Linked DNA regions of Homo sapiens: region 2 is linked to region 1. Evidence: chromatin contacts called from ENCODE Hi-C data. All regions are on one chromosome and are shown on one strand. The core of a region is the stretch at or near the end of the contact, and the rest is flanking DNA. Distances in the headings are between cores, read along the strand shown.

Region 1 (6,388 bases), core at 1,101-3,600:
AAAAAATATATTTTTAAAAAAATTTGGCCAGGTGTGGTGGCTCATGCCTCTAATCCCAGCACTCTGGGAGACTGAGGTGGGCGGATCACTTGAGGTCAGGAATTTAAGACCAGCCTGGCCAACATGGTGAAACCCCATCTCTACTAAAAATACAAAAATTAGCTGGGTGTGGTTGGCAGGTGCCTGTAATCCCAGCTACTCGGGAGGCTGATGCAGGAGAATCACTTGAAACCAGGAGGGGCAGGTTGCAGTGAGCTGAGATCATGCCACTGCACTTCAGCCTGGGCATCAGAGAGAGACCCTGTCTCAAACAAAAACAAACAAGCAAACAAAAATTCAAGGAAGTTCTGAATCTCAGTTATTGTCCTGAAGCTTGGTACCTAACTGGATGTTTCCAGTGGAGTAGAAACACATGGTCTTGGCCGGGCGCGGTGGCTCACGCCTGTAATCCCAGCACTTTGGGAGATCGAGGCGGGCGGATCACGAGGTCAGGAGATCGAGACCATCCTGGCTAACACGATGAAACCCCATCTCTACTAAAAATATAAAAAATTAGTCGGGCATGGTGGCACGCGCCTGTAGTGCCAGCTACTCAGGAGACTGAGGCAGGAGAATCGCTTGAACCCGGGAGGCAGAGGTTGCAGTGAGCCAAGATCACGCCACTGCACTCCAGCCCGGGCAACAGAGTGAGACTCCATCTCAAAAAATAAATAAATAAATAAATAAATAAATAAGCAAATAAATAATATGGCCTTTTCTGTTGTTATAAATTTTAAATCTACCAGCGATGTCAACACATTAGGGTAATGCAAAAACAAGTTAAATCCTACATCAAATGACATCTTGATTGACCAGCAATAAAATAAAGCCTGTCTACAAAAAAAAAGAAAATCTCACCAAGTTTATCATGACGGCAGGTGACCTAGACAGCTGCTTTGTAATATGCTGAAGTAGGCAGCTATGAGTAGCTGGGAAGCATACACAATACAAGGCCACCCTGAAGCAAAGGTTAGGATGATGTCATTAAAATGTTGAATTTTGAGAGGCCGAGGCGGACGGATCACGAGGTCAGGAGATCGAGACCATCCTGGCTAACGTGGTGAAACCCCGTCTCTACTAAAAAATACAAAAAAAAAAAAAAAAAAAAAATTAGCTGGGCGTGGTGGCGGGCGCCTGTAGTCCCAGCTACTCGGGAGGCTGAGGCAGGAGAATGGCGTGAACCCAGGAGGCGGAGCTTGCAGTGAGCCGAGATCACACCACTGCACTCCAGCCTGGGCGACAGAGCGAGACTCCATCTCGGGGGGAAAAAAAGTTGAATTTTGAGAAAGAGCAGCAGCAGGCAAACCCAACTGACCTACAGTAATCAAAGAAGCAGAAATGGATCATCCCTTTTGGAATTAAGATCTTGTGCAAATTACAAAGGAAAGAGACACAACTGCAAACAACAAAAGACTCTACCCCCACTTCAGCATCAAACCAGAGGGCAATCTGTCTATGCTGTGGAAAAGGGCTTCTGATCCTGCACTGATCTGGATGACACCCGCACATTCAGTGTTTCTAGCCTATCATCGTTAAAAAAGAAATACTCATATACTTACATTAAAAAGTTCATGTAGAAAACTTAAATTTCCATATTTAAAGCTTAGATCTCTTCCACACGACTCATCCAGGATAAACTTATGGTTTAATATTCTACATGTTTAATTATACCATGTTCAACTCAGTTGGGTTGCCAGCCCTCCACGTGGCTTAAGGTTAAGTACATTTTTTGAAGGCTTCTTGTTTTTGTCTTCTCAGTGTGCTATTTATGCTGCTAATTATAAGGTTTTCAAGCATTTTTCCCTCTTTGGAATTTTAATTTACTGTAAATGCTTGCCCCTTAGAACATTTCCTAGTGTCATTTTATTTTTGACCGTTTTGAATACAAAATCCTTGATAAAGACATCCAAAAAGAGGGAGAATGGGGAACAGGGACATACTGGGGGGCTTCTGAATTGTCCTCTGAAGTTTTGTCATCTAGATGCTGAGGGTGGTCTCTTTGTTAAAAATTTAACCATCCAGACCTTAAGGCCACACAATTAATATTCCCTCTGGAATTGTAGGGCCTCTGTTTGAAAGAGTTGTCCAGTTTTCAGGCCACATTAGGTAATTTCCCGCCCAGGAGCGTGGCTTGGAAAGAATGTCGGTGTTTTCCTTCAGGTATAGGTGCCTGGGGGTCAGGAGGGGAGGGAAAGGCGAGGGGTGGAGTGGGAGGCGGGTGATCGACAGGGATAGAAACTGTGTCTCCTCCTCCCTCTGAATGCGAAATAGCCAATGAGGTGGCTAGGCCGGGCCGGCCCGGCCGCCACTGCCATATAGTATGCAGCAACCGGAGGAGTCACGTTGGGGGAACGGCAGAAAGCAGCTATCCGTTTACACTACTTTGCTCTAACAGCTATCTTAATGGTGACTGCGTGGCCGGGGGGAAACCTGATCGGCCAGATACAGCCGAAACCAGGAGGGAGGGAGTGGGCTTTCCGGAGGGGGAGAGGAGGGAGGGAGACGAAGGAGGAGGAGTAAGAGAGGAGGAAAGAAAGAGGAAAAGAGTGCGAGGGAGTGAGGGAGGGAGGAAAATAAACAACAAAAAATGTCCTCTTCCTCCCCCACCGGGCAGATCGCAAGTGCGGCGGACATCAAGCAAGAGAATGGGATGGAAAGCGCCTCGGAAGGGCAGGAGGCGCACCGAGAAGTGGCGGGGGGCGCGGCGGTAGGGCTGAGCCCCCCGGCTCCAGCCCCTTTTCCCCTGGAGCCGGGGGACGCCGCGACCGCTGCCGCCAGGGTGAGCGGAGAGGAAGGGGCAGTGGCGGCGGCGGCGGCCGGAGCGGCGGCGGATCAGGTACAACTCCACTCGGAACTTCTGGGCAGGCACCACCACGCCGCCGCCGCCGCCGCGCAGACCCCGCTGGCCTTCTCGCCCGACCACGTCGCCTGCGTGTGCGAGGCACTGCAGCAGGGGGGCAACCTGGACCGCCTGGCCCGGTTCCTGTGGTCCCTGCCCCAGAGCGACCTGCTACGTGGCAACGAGAGCCTGCTGAAGGCGCGGGCGCTCGTGGCCTTCCACCAGGGCATCTACCCCGAGCTCTACAGCATCCTCGAGAGCCACAGCTTCGAGTCGGCCAACCACCCGCTGCTGCAGCAGCTCTGGTACAAGGCGCGCTACACCGAGGCCGAGCGAGCCCGCGGCCGGCCGCTGGGAGCCGTAGACAAGTACCGGCTGCGCAGGAAATTCCCCCTGCCCCGCACCATCTGGGACGGCGAGGAGACGGTGTATTGTTTCAAGGAGAAGTCGCGCAACGCGCTCAAGGAGCTCTACAAGCAGAATCGCTACCCTTCGCCCGCCGAGAAGCGGCACCTGGCCAAGATCACCGGCCTCTCCCTCACCCAGGTCAGCAACTGGTTCAAGAACCGCCGGCAGCGCGACAGGAACCCCTCCGAGACCCAGTCCAAAAGGTGAGCGCCAACTTTCCTCCTCCTCCCCCTTCCTCTCCCCCACCCCCTTCCCGGCTTTCTTTTCCTCCAAGTGCTCGCAAACATGGCGCTTACCTTCCCCACCAGCCTGGTCCGGCTGCCCACCTCTCCCCGCCCCCTACCTCGCTCCCCGGCCGGCAGAGGTAGGGGGCGGCGGAGGCGGGGGGCGGGGGAACCTCCCTCCTTACCCTCCCCCTCTCCCCCCAGAAGTTTCTGGTCGCCCGCCTAGGTCTCAGTCCCCGCCCCCACCTCGGCTGGTCACTGCTGCCCAGCTTCCCACCCCCATCCCGCTGGCTTTGAAGTTGCCACCCTCTCCCCGTTTCTGGAGGGGCTAACGAAGCAAATGTGGACACCGGCACCGTAGCTCTCCCTGCCGCCCGAGGCCCGCAGAGACTGCCGGCGCCGGCCGGGGTCTGCACCTCCGCGAGGTCACACCGGGCCTGGCGCGCGCGCACGCTCCCGGATCCCCAGGGTTCAGCCGCCCCCCGGGCCTGCGCTGGAGGTCGCGGTGGCTGCTCTGGTGAAGGGAAGAGAGTGTTGTGGGACTGGCGGCGCAGAAGGGGTCTCGGAACGTCGAGGTTTCATATGACAGAGTTAATCATTCACCCTGCCCCTATGGTTCCCTTAGCGGCCGCGGCAACGTGGGGTGCTGGTGCAGCTCGGCTCTGTCATGTTTTGAAACCTGATTCTGAACTCCTTAGGATCGGGTTTCAGCGCAGCCGGGGTAGCAGGGCTGAAGGGCTGCTTCCTCCCTCGGCCCCCGAACGCTGCTTGGCTCCCTCCTGGTACGGTAGTTATGGGTGGGGGGCAGGCCGGCTTACGGCGGGCGGCAGCAAAGGAGTGGGGGCGCTCCCACCCCACTGGGTTTGAGCTTTTTGCCTGGCAGACTGCTTTCCCCCTCTGGTAAAAAAAATACCGGATTTTCCACCTCTTTTGTGCGTCCTCCCGAGTCAGACACTTGGTGTGTGCGTCTGTGTGTTTTGTTGGACGAAACAAAGTAAGGAGAAGGTCGCCTAAAGACCTGGTGTCTCCAGCCCCGCGGGGATAGGAGAGAAAGAATCCAAAAGCAGCTCGAAGGTTCTTCTCGGGGAAGCAAACTGGGAGCCGGGGATCCAGCCCGCCTGCGCCAGGTGAAGGTGATCACCAGCGCATTCCAGAGCCGGTCTCAGCCCGCCCTTGCCGCTTCTGGGCCCCTGTGGGGGTCCGACGGCTCGGGCTCCGGCGTTCCTCGCCCAAGGCTGGGAGGGAGGCTTGGTGCCCTATCCGGCCCTCGCGGTAACCAAAACAAAAGGTGCACCGGGATGTGCGTGCGCCTTCCGCAGATATGCGGAGAGGTCCAGAGAAGGCGCTTTGGTTACGCCGAGCCACCTGCCCTGCGCCCACTAGAGGCCGCGGATCCCGCGCTCGGAAACCAACGGAATCCGCAGGGCCGGGGCAGAGGGTGGCAAGGGGGCACCGCGAGCAGGCCAGCTGCTCCGCCGCCTCCGCTCGCGAGCCGGGCACGCTCCCTGGGACTCCCCCACGCTCCACTGCTGGCTTCTTCGTCCCCCCCGCCCCACCCCATAAACTCCACACCCACCCCGCCGCCGGCCCAGTTGCCTGGTTTAGGCCCCTCTCCGGATCTACCTCCCACCCGCACCCCCGGTGAGTCACCCTCGCAGACGGCGACGGCGGCTCAGCCTCAGCTTGTAAATCAAAGCGCTTTCTGCGCTCCTGGCCCCGCAGCCCAAAGCCCGGGTAATCCCCTCCCCTCGGCATGAAAGCGAACCGACCGCGGGGCACTGCGGGGATGTCGGATCCTCTGCTGGGCCAAGTCCTGCTGCGCTTCCAAAACGCCTCTGTTCTGCTCTCGTTTGCTCTCCCTCCCAGCCTCAGACCAAATGGGAAACCCCATCACTACCCACCCCCCAACCCCGATTTGGTATTTCTCCCAAGTCAGAGAGCTGAGGAACAGGGTCCTGCCTGGAACAGAGGGACCAAGGACGTTGGGGAAGAGGTCTAATAGTTAGAAGGCCTCTGAGTGACACCCTTTCCCTCCCACCTCACCAGGGCACTGGATGGTGTTTGTTAAATAGGCCCCTTTGGCTTCCTTTGGATTCAAAGGCGACTGCACATAACTGTTCTTGGGTTGAAAGTGCCTTTTCCTACAACAAGGACAGCCACTTTGTTGAATGAGAGAGTTGTCAGTCTGGTGGAGTAGAAGTTTGGGAGCAGGTGAGAAAACGATCTCTTGTTAACTAACTGACCAAAAAAGAAAAGCTGAGCACTTCCTACCTCCTGCTCCTTTGGCAGCTTCATTTACCTCCAAGATAACACTAATCTGAATTGGTTTGAGGGGAGGGGAAGGAGTTCCTAAACAGGAAAGACCGACCACCTCATTTAAGGTGTTTTTTTCTATGGTGTCAGTAGCAGCATATGTAACAGTAAGGAATAGCACTTCTACACTGTAAAATCAAATATGTTCTTCTCCTGTAATGCTGAATTTACATCTTGCAGATGTCTGGACTTTCCCTGAATTTATTGTTATTTTAAATGATTGGGATCTGAGAGTTTATCTTCCCAGATTCTCTGGCTGGTCGGAATCTGCTGAAAGGCCTCTTAGTTTAAATAGGACTAGCAGATATCCTGCTGTGCTTTCCTTAAATACTGCCTTTAATGGATTTAGAAGCTGGTTTTCCAAACAAGTGGCACTGTGTAGAATGTCATCCCCCTGACCTTCTGAACATTTTGATTTCCCCCTCCATACAGTGAGTCAGATGGCAACCCCAGCACTGAAGATGAATCCAGCAAGGGACATGAGGATTTATCTCCTCACCCACTCTCCAGTTCATCTGATGGCATCACCAACCTCAGCCTTTCCAGTCATATGGAGCCAGTATAT
Region 2 (7,083 bases), core at 1,065-3,564, 630 kb after region 1:
AGAAATCAAATAATCCAATCTTTAAAAAATGAGCAAAGGATATGAACAGACATTTCTCCAAAGATGATATACAAATGGTTAATAAGCACAGAAAATATAAAATGATACTCAACATCATTACTCATTAGAAAAACACAAACTGAAACCATAATGAGGTACCATTTCAAACCTCCTTGACTGGCTAAAATAAAAATGGCAGACAATAATAAGTATTCATGAGACTGTGGAGAAATCAGAACCCTCAAACATATCTGGTGGTTATGTAAAATGATACAGCTCCTTTGGGAAACAGTCTAGCAGTTCCTCAAAAGGCTAAACATAGAGTTACCATATAACCCAGTAATTCTACTCTCAGGTATACACCCAACAGAGATAAAAACATATATGTCTACACAAAAATCTGTACACAAAAGATTCATAGAAGAAATATTACTAACAGCCAAAAAATGAAAACAACCCAAATGTCCATCAATGAATGGATAAATGTGATATATCCACACAATGAAATTAGACTATAAAAAGGAATGAAGTACTCATACATTCTACAACATGGCTGAACCTTGAAAACACACTAAGTGAAAGCCCGTTACAAAAGGCCACATATTGTATTTTCCCGTCTATGTGAAATGTCCAAAATAAGCAAATTTATGGGGACAGAAAACAGATTAGTAATTGCTTATGGCTGGTGGGGTAAGGATAATGGGGGGAGGGAGGTGGTGACTGCTGAGGGTAAAAGGTTTCTTTTTGGGGTGATGAAAATGTTCCAAACTTGACTGTGGTAAGGGTTGCACAATTCTATAAATGGGTGAATTGTATTGAATGTAAATTACATCTCAATAAAGCTCTTAAAAAAGAAAAAGCTTCCCTGATTGGTATTTTCCACAGCAGTTAATAATTAGAAGGCAGCTCTTTAAGTAGGAAATTTAGGAGCAGCCAACAGATGCTACAAACAGTTAAATTCGTGAAAAGGCAACATCTGAACTGGATGCTATGCTAAAGGTCTGGGGATTTGGCGTGAGTGGCGGTGGATACCAAATAACATGAAGGGCAGTCTTTGCCCTAACTGCAGGAATGATTTAATGAAGAAAACAAACACCTAAAAATAGTAAAAAATGAGTAAGTGAAAAATGATGGATACAGAGCAGATAACCAATTCAGCGGCATGGAAAACAACTTCCGATTCACTGGAGTAAATTCTGGTCCTGGAGAGACAAGAGGTTGTGGGGACAGAGGTCGAGATCAGTGGGGAAGGAGCGCTTCACGTTCAGGGGGCCATGAGTTGAACAATTCGGACAAAAGAGGTTTAGTTGGAGATATTGCGAGAGTACAGTTCTACCTAACGGACACAGCTCCGGGTGGGTGTGCCATATTCCATTTCGTACGAGTCTCTTAGAAACAAAATGCTACAATTCAACAGGCTAAAGTAGTCTTTCAAAGGAAAGTTAAAATCACACTGAATTACTATCTCTAATGACTGAGTTCATTAAGCGCAATAATTGCACTTAAAGGTTTTGCAACGAAAAACGAAAAATATGTTTCTTGTGGCAATGAAAGCCCCTAGAACAACTTGGCTCTCCGCACAGGCTTGGACATTAAGATGCCGAAGAAGTCCCGAGGTGGACGTCGGACAACGAACGTACCTCAAGTCACCCGAGGGAAGAGAAGACGCGAAGGCATCCCAGGGACCGCATTTTTGCAGGTAAACTCGGGCTGGGCGCTCCCGCCGGGAGGTTGGTTAGTGCCCGAATGCGGAGGCAGAAAAGCTGCGGCGGCCGAATAACGAGCTCACCGCGGCCCCGCCCGGGCCAGCTCTCGGTTTCCATGGCTAACGTCTACTCCGGCGGCCGCCACCCGGAGCTGAACGGAGCGCGTGCGCGTTCGGGGACCTCGTCGGCGCCTGGCTGGCCTCGCTGCCCCGGTCTGTGCTCGCTCCCGAGGCGGGCCCTGCCGTAAAGCAGGCTTGGCCTAGAGGAAGCAGGGAAATAGCGCGCTTCGTTCGCGCCAGGACTAGGCCAACATCTGCCTGGCCGGGGACGACGGGAGTCGCTCGTGCTCTGGTCTCGCACTGGGCCTAGCAGAAGCAGCAGCGGGGAAAGCCGAGACGCCCTGAACGTTCCCTTGGGCCGGGCCTTTACGCAAGAGCGTCGTTGCCCTGGTGACGTGACGTCCTTCCTCAGGATTGTGCGCCGGGGTGGGGAAACAGACGTGCAACCGCCATTTTGCGCATTAATTTACCAGAGGTCGGGTCAGGCTGTCTTAACGCAGGCAGAGGGGTGTGGCAGATCTCCAACCGCTCGGGGTCCCGTGATTTCCATTAATGAATTCGCACACTGGCGTTACCACTCAACACACCGACGGTAATGAATGTTTTTGAGTGATACTTCATGCAGCCTATTCGGCTTGGACGATTGGGGACTGCATAACGTGATCGCTATCGCCTCAGTTTGTGGCTGCGTTTTAAAATACAAGGAACCAACATGTCCATTATAGAAACGTGTTATTAAGATATTAATAAAACAAGGCAGAGTTCCGGCGTTCCAATTAAAAGGCCATGGCTGATTCATATTAGTGTGGCGGGAATCTTTACAGCCTGGCCGCAAAGACCCCAATTAACGCTAGTTAAAAAGTTATCCCTATACCCAGGGCTCACCTCCCCCATTCTCCACGAAATATGATCCCCCCCCCGCCCCACCAAGTTCTGGACACGTTCCAGATTGCCAACTGGGAGTCCTCAAGACGGCCCCGGAGAGCGTTAACAATGATTGGTCTCAGCTGATTTAGAGGCTCGGGTAAGGGAACTTTGAAGCTAACTTGTCGGTATCAAGGTACCCGCAATTCCCCCATGTGATTGGGTAGATGCCCTAGCAGTTCTGCACACTTCAGCGTCCAAGATGACTTGTGGACTGTTTTGTTTGGATCTCCATTCCTCAAAACTATAAATGCGGCCTTAATTTTTTTTTTTTTTTAATTCTTGGCTCTTGGCTGTCTTGGAAATGCTGACTTTGTATTTAAGTATTTAGGTTTTCAGGTCGTAATAGAAAAATAATTACTGTGTTCATATTAAAAGCCAAAGCTTTATTTATTTATTTTTAAGATATTGTGTCCAGAGCAAAAGTGTAGTGTGTTGAAAGCATGTGGAAGAAAACCCCGGATATACATATACTTGTCTTCAAGGACTTAATTTGCAGGTAGACCCTTTCATAGTTTGGTATCTTCACGATTTGATAGAATATGGGAAAACGTGCTGTTGGTCCATCCATAGTTTTTCTCATTGAAGCTCACTCATTGCGGGTCAGAGTACCACATTAAGCATCTCGGAAGCATCACTTACCGCCAAGAAGTCTGAGTTTCATGTAATTAAGAGTGGAGGCTCCAGAGTCAGGAAGTCTGGGTTGAAACCCTGGCACTACTGCTTACTACTTGTGAGATCTTGAGGTTATGTAATTTCTCTAGTGCTCAGTTTCCCCATATCTTGTAAAATAAGGCAAATAATAGAACTTAACCCGCAGAGAGTTATGTCATTGGATTAAATCAAATAATTGTAAATTGCTTAGCAGAGTAAATGGCACAGCTTAAGTGCTTAGTAAGGATGAGCTATTATCTTTATGTAGAGAGTCTGTATTTATGCTTGTTCTTCTCATGGGCATTACATATGACCCAAGCAGAATTAACATGTTTATTGTTGAAATATCTGCTGTTTTTCAAATATATTTGAACATCGTGCTTTCTTAGAATAAAATTAGTAGGGCATATGGTACAAGCCCTTTGGTTAGCTGTGTATAAAATATTCATTCAACATTTATTGAAATAGTGAAGGGAATAGTGGTTCCTATTTGTCAGGAACTACACTAATTGCTGCAGATATAAAGTCAAATAAAACATGATCCTTAAGGAATTTACCAAAATATAACTTGGACATCAAGGACATAACTTGAACAACAAGGACATCAGTAATTACAGTGTATGTGATAAACAGGTATGCGCTGAGCTTCAGAAACAAAGTGGGACACATAATTCTGGGGAAATTAAGGATGGTTGCAATCCATTTTTAAAGGGTGAGTGGACAGCTGGGCCAGGCGTGGTGGCTCTTGCCTGCAATCCTAGCACTTTGGGAGGCTGAGGTAGGAGGATCGCTTGAGCCTAGGAGTTTGAGGCAACATGGTGAAACCCTGTCTCTACAAAAGATACAAAAAATTAGCCAGGTGTGGTTGTGTGCGCCTGTGGTCCCAGCTACTCAGAGGCTGAGGTAAGAGGTTGTTGCAGTGAGCCGAAATTGCACCACTGCACTCCAGCCTGGACAACAGAGTGAGATCTTGTCTCAAAAAAAAAAAAACAAAACAAAAACAAAAACAGAGTTAGCTGGGAGAAGAGGTATTCCAGGTAGGGGAACATTTATTCTTTAATTCATTCAACACATACTTAGAGCATACATAGAATCAGTACTTTGTGTACCTCATTTAATCTTAACCTTATGAGGTAGCTTATTATTATTTCAAATGTAAGGAATCTGAGCTTGAGAAAAGTAAAATAAGTGATGACATCTGGAGTTGAGTCCGTATCTGTATGTCTTCAAGATTCGTGTATTTTTTCCTACCCTGCTGATTCACATAAAATGAAACAAATTGTGAAAAATCTGGAACTGCTGCTTCAGCCAGAGAAGATGTTTAGCCAGGCATTATCATGACATACGTGTTATTGTGTAATGGTAATGCCCGTTTTCAGTTCATACCCAAGTTAACTTCTCTTGCTAAAAAGTAAAACAAAAGCAAAACCCACACCATAAACCCTCACTCTGCCTTGTTCCCAGAGACCACTGGCCAGAAGTCTCTGAAAATAATGCAGAGCTGCAGCACTAGGTATGGGCCAAAGAGAAGGCAAAATCATGCTCACAGTTCCGGGTGCCTTTAAAGAAACACAGGAGGAATAATAGCTTTGGGAAGAAAGATAATGAATCTACTTTGAGACCTGTGTGTAAGGGGCTGATGCGATATTCAGGTGCCTATGCCCAGTTGGAAATACAGAATTGGACCTATATTACATATTGACCTTGGGAGAGAAGTTAAGATGTAGAATATTCAATAATTTTTTTTAAAAGATTGTTGAAGTAATAAGATTGGAAAAGAATGTCAAGGTTTATATCTTAATGGGACAAGAAGAAAACCGAAGAAGAAAAGGACTATAAAATAAAAAGATTGACTTATATGGCTTATTGAAAGTCACTGTATCATAGATCATGATATGCATCAAACATCATGTGAAAGGACATGTGATGAGTAGAAATTTTAGAGTGTCTGAGCATGTTCGTGAGATTTGGGTTGGGCAAGTTATGAGTTATGAGAATATTAAAGACAGGACGTGCCCAATAGTTAATTACAGTGTTTCATATTGAAACTTTCTTTAATATAGAAACTTTCATATCCCATAAACAATCATAAATAGAACCATCAAATAAACAATATATAATGTAATCATAGCTTTGCGATTGGTTGGTCTCAAGCTTTACTCTAAGATACAATATATTTCTTTTAAATTGCAGTTCTGAAAAATTTACAGTAATTACTGATGGGGAGTGTATGATAAAAGAATAGTTTCAAATTTTGGTTATGATAAAGAATTTTTAGTTTTCTTGTATAGCTCTTAAATTTCACTATTATTCCACAGCAATAACTTCACAGATGAGACTTTATTTTAGAGGTGTTCCAGTTGATATTATTTTGGAACATTGTAACTACTGGAAACTTATTTTGGATAATTGTTTAAAAAAACACAGGTGTTTAAGAAAGAACACAGTAGAATTATTAGTAGACTGGAAATCAGTAAATTGGAATATTTAAAAAGCTAGACTTTAATTTTTTAAATTATGTTACATTTTGTAAAAATTTTAACTTCACTGAAAGATCAAATTTTAATGGTAACAAAACTGTAAACATCTGTCATGCCAGACCCCATTCACTTCAGTATGGATGGCACCAGGTTCAAGAGGCCAAATAGAGACCCAGAGCCAGCAAATGAGATATATAGGGTTTATTGAAGGGAACTTACATACAGAGCACTACAGTGGCAGTGGGCTGGACAGAAGTGCAACCAAGTGCAGAAAGCATGCAGTTTAGATAGCGTTTGCACTTAACACCCTCCCCCTAGCAATCTCCATCTGGCAACCTTCCTTTAACCCAAAACAAAGGGCCTCAATCTCCTGTATGGCCCAGGTCCCATAGGATGGGATGGGGCTCAGATGTTCTCATAGATAAGGATGAATCTCTGGGCTGGCCATGCTGGGAAGACCAAACCTACACTGAGGTGTGTCTGCCATATGGGGTCATTCTCAGGACATGCTTACGTTTTGTTGTCTGGTGTGTCTGCCAAACACCAACCACAGGCGTACTTAACAATTTGATTCTACAAAAATTAAATTACACACATCTGAATTAAGTACAATGATTCTCCTTTATTTTTGCAAACATTATTGATAGTTGATGATGCAGATTTCATAGTCTTTTTCCCAGCATTTTACACTAGATTGGAGCATCAGTTAACCTGCTGACAGTGACCAAGGATATGATGCCTTATTAATTTCTAAAGCTATAACTGAAGTTAGCAACCTCAAGTAGATGCCCCTTTCCTGGCATTTGCCTGCCAAGTTCTCTGTTTATAAATGTACTAACCATTTAGAATTTTGTGAATATTATCTTCACTTTCCTTTAGAATGAATATATAAATGGAAGTGCCATGTGCAAGTTAACTGAGAGAATTTCTACTGGGTAGGATAGTTGTGATTACATAAGAGTAGGGGGGAAAAGTTAGGTGTAATTTGCCTAATGTTGGAGGAAACCCTGTTGACCCCCCTGCAATCCTTCCAGCCTTATTGTACTGTTGAGTGGAAAAGTCCACATTTGTTACAATTACTTCCTGCAGTTTACACTGTGATGCTCTCTTTAGGTTAATATATTTTAAAACACAAAAACTAGAGGTTACTCATATTAAATAATTATTAATGGGAAATGAAACCACATTTAGCAAATAACAGTTTATGCATAAAATAACAAAAACCAATTTTGGTGGGATGGTAGATTAGAGGAACATTTT

Evidence for each region. Hi-C counts contacts between places; a loop is a spot of excess contacts on that map. Pooled maps may share reads with other maps.
Region 2: a loop to region 1 is called in a map of B cell, with 4 times the contacts of the local background. The contact joins the promoter of PCNX4-DT here to the promoter of SIX4 in region 1. A Hi-C loop is called at or near these places in 3 of 168 maps with a recorded cell type or tissue (B cell, CD8-positive, alpha-beta T cell and prostate gland), 3 of 37 single-sample maps with no recorded cell type and 8 of 50 pooled maps.

Annotation. Positions count from the first base shown.
Region 1 is chr14:60,720,313-60,726,700 of GRCh38, reverse strand. It overlaps SIX4 (SIX homeobox 4), which reads left to right and starts at 2,350. Exons shown (of 3, transcript NM_017420.5): 1 at 2,350-3,489; 2 at 6,256-6,388. The coding sequence starts at 2,627. RefSeq lists silencers at 2,868-2,937, 4,216-4,285.
Region 2 is chr14:60,086,977-60,094,059 of GRCh38, reverse strand. It overlaps PCNX4-DT (PCNX4 divergent transcript), which reads left to right and starts at 2,314. Exons shown (of 5, transcript XR_943918.4): 1 at 2,314-2,357. PCNX4 (pecanex 4) reads right to left here and starts at 2,137. Exons shown (of 11, transcript NM_001330177.2): 1 at 1,641-2,137. RefSeq lists enhancers at 1,310-1,943, 1,907-2,096, 2,187-2,316.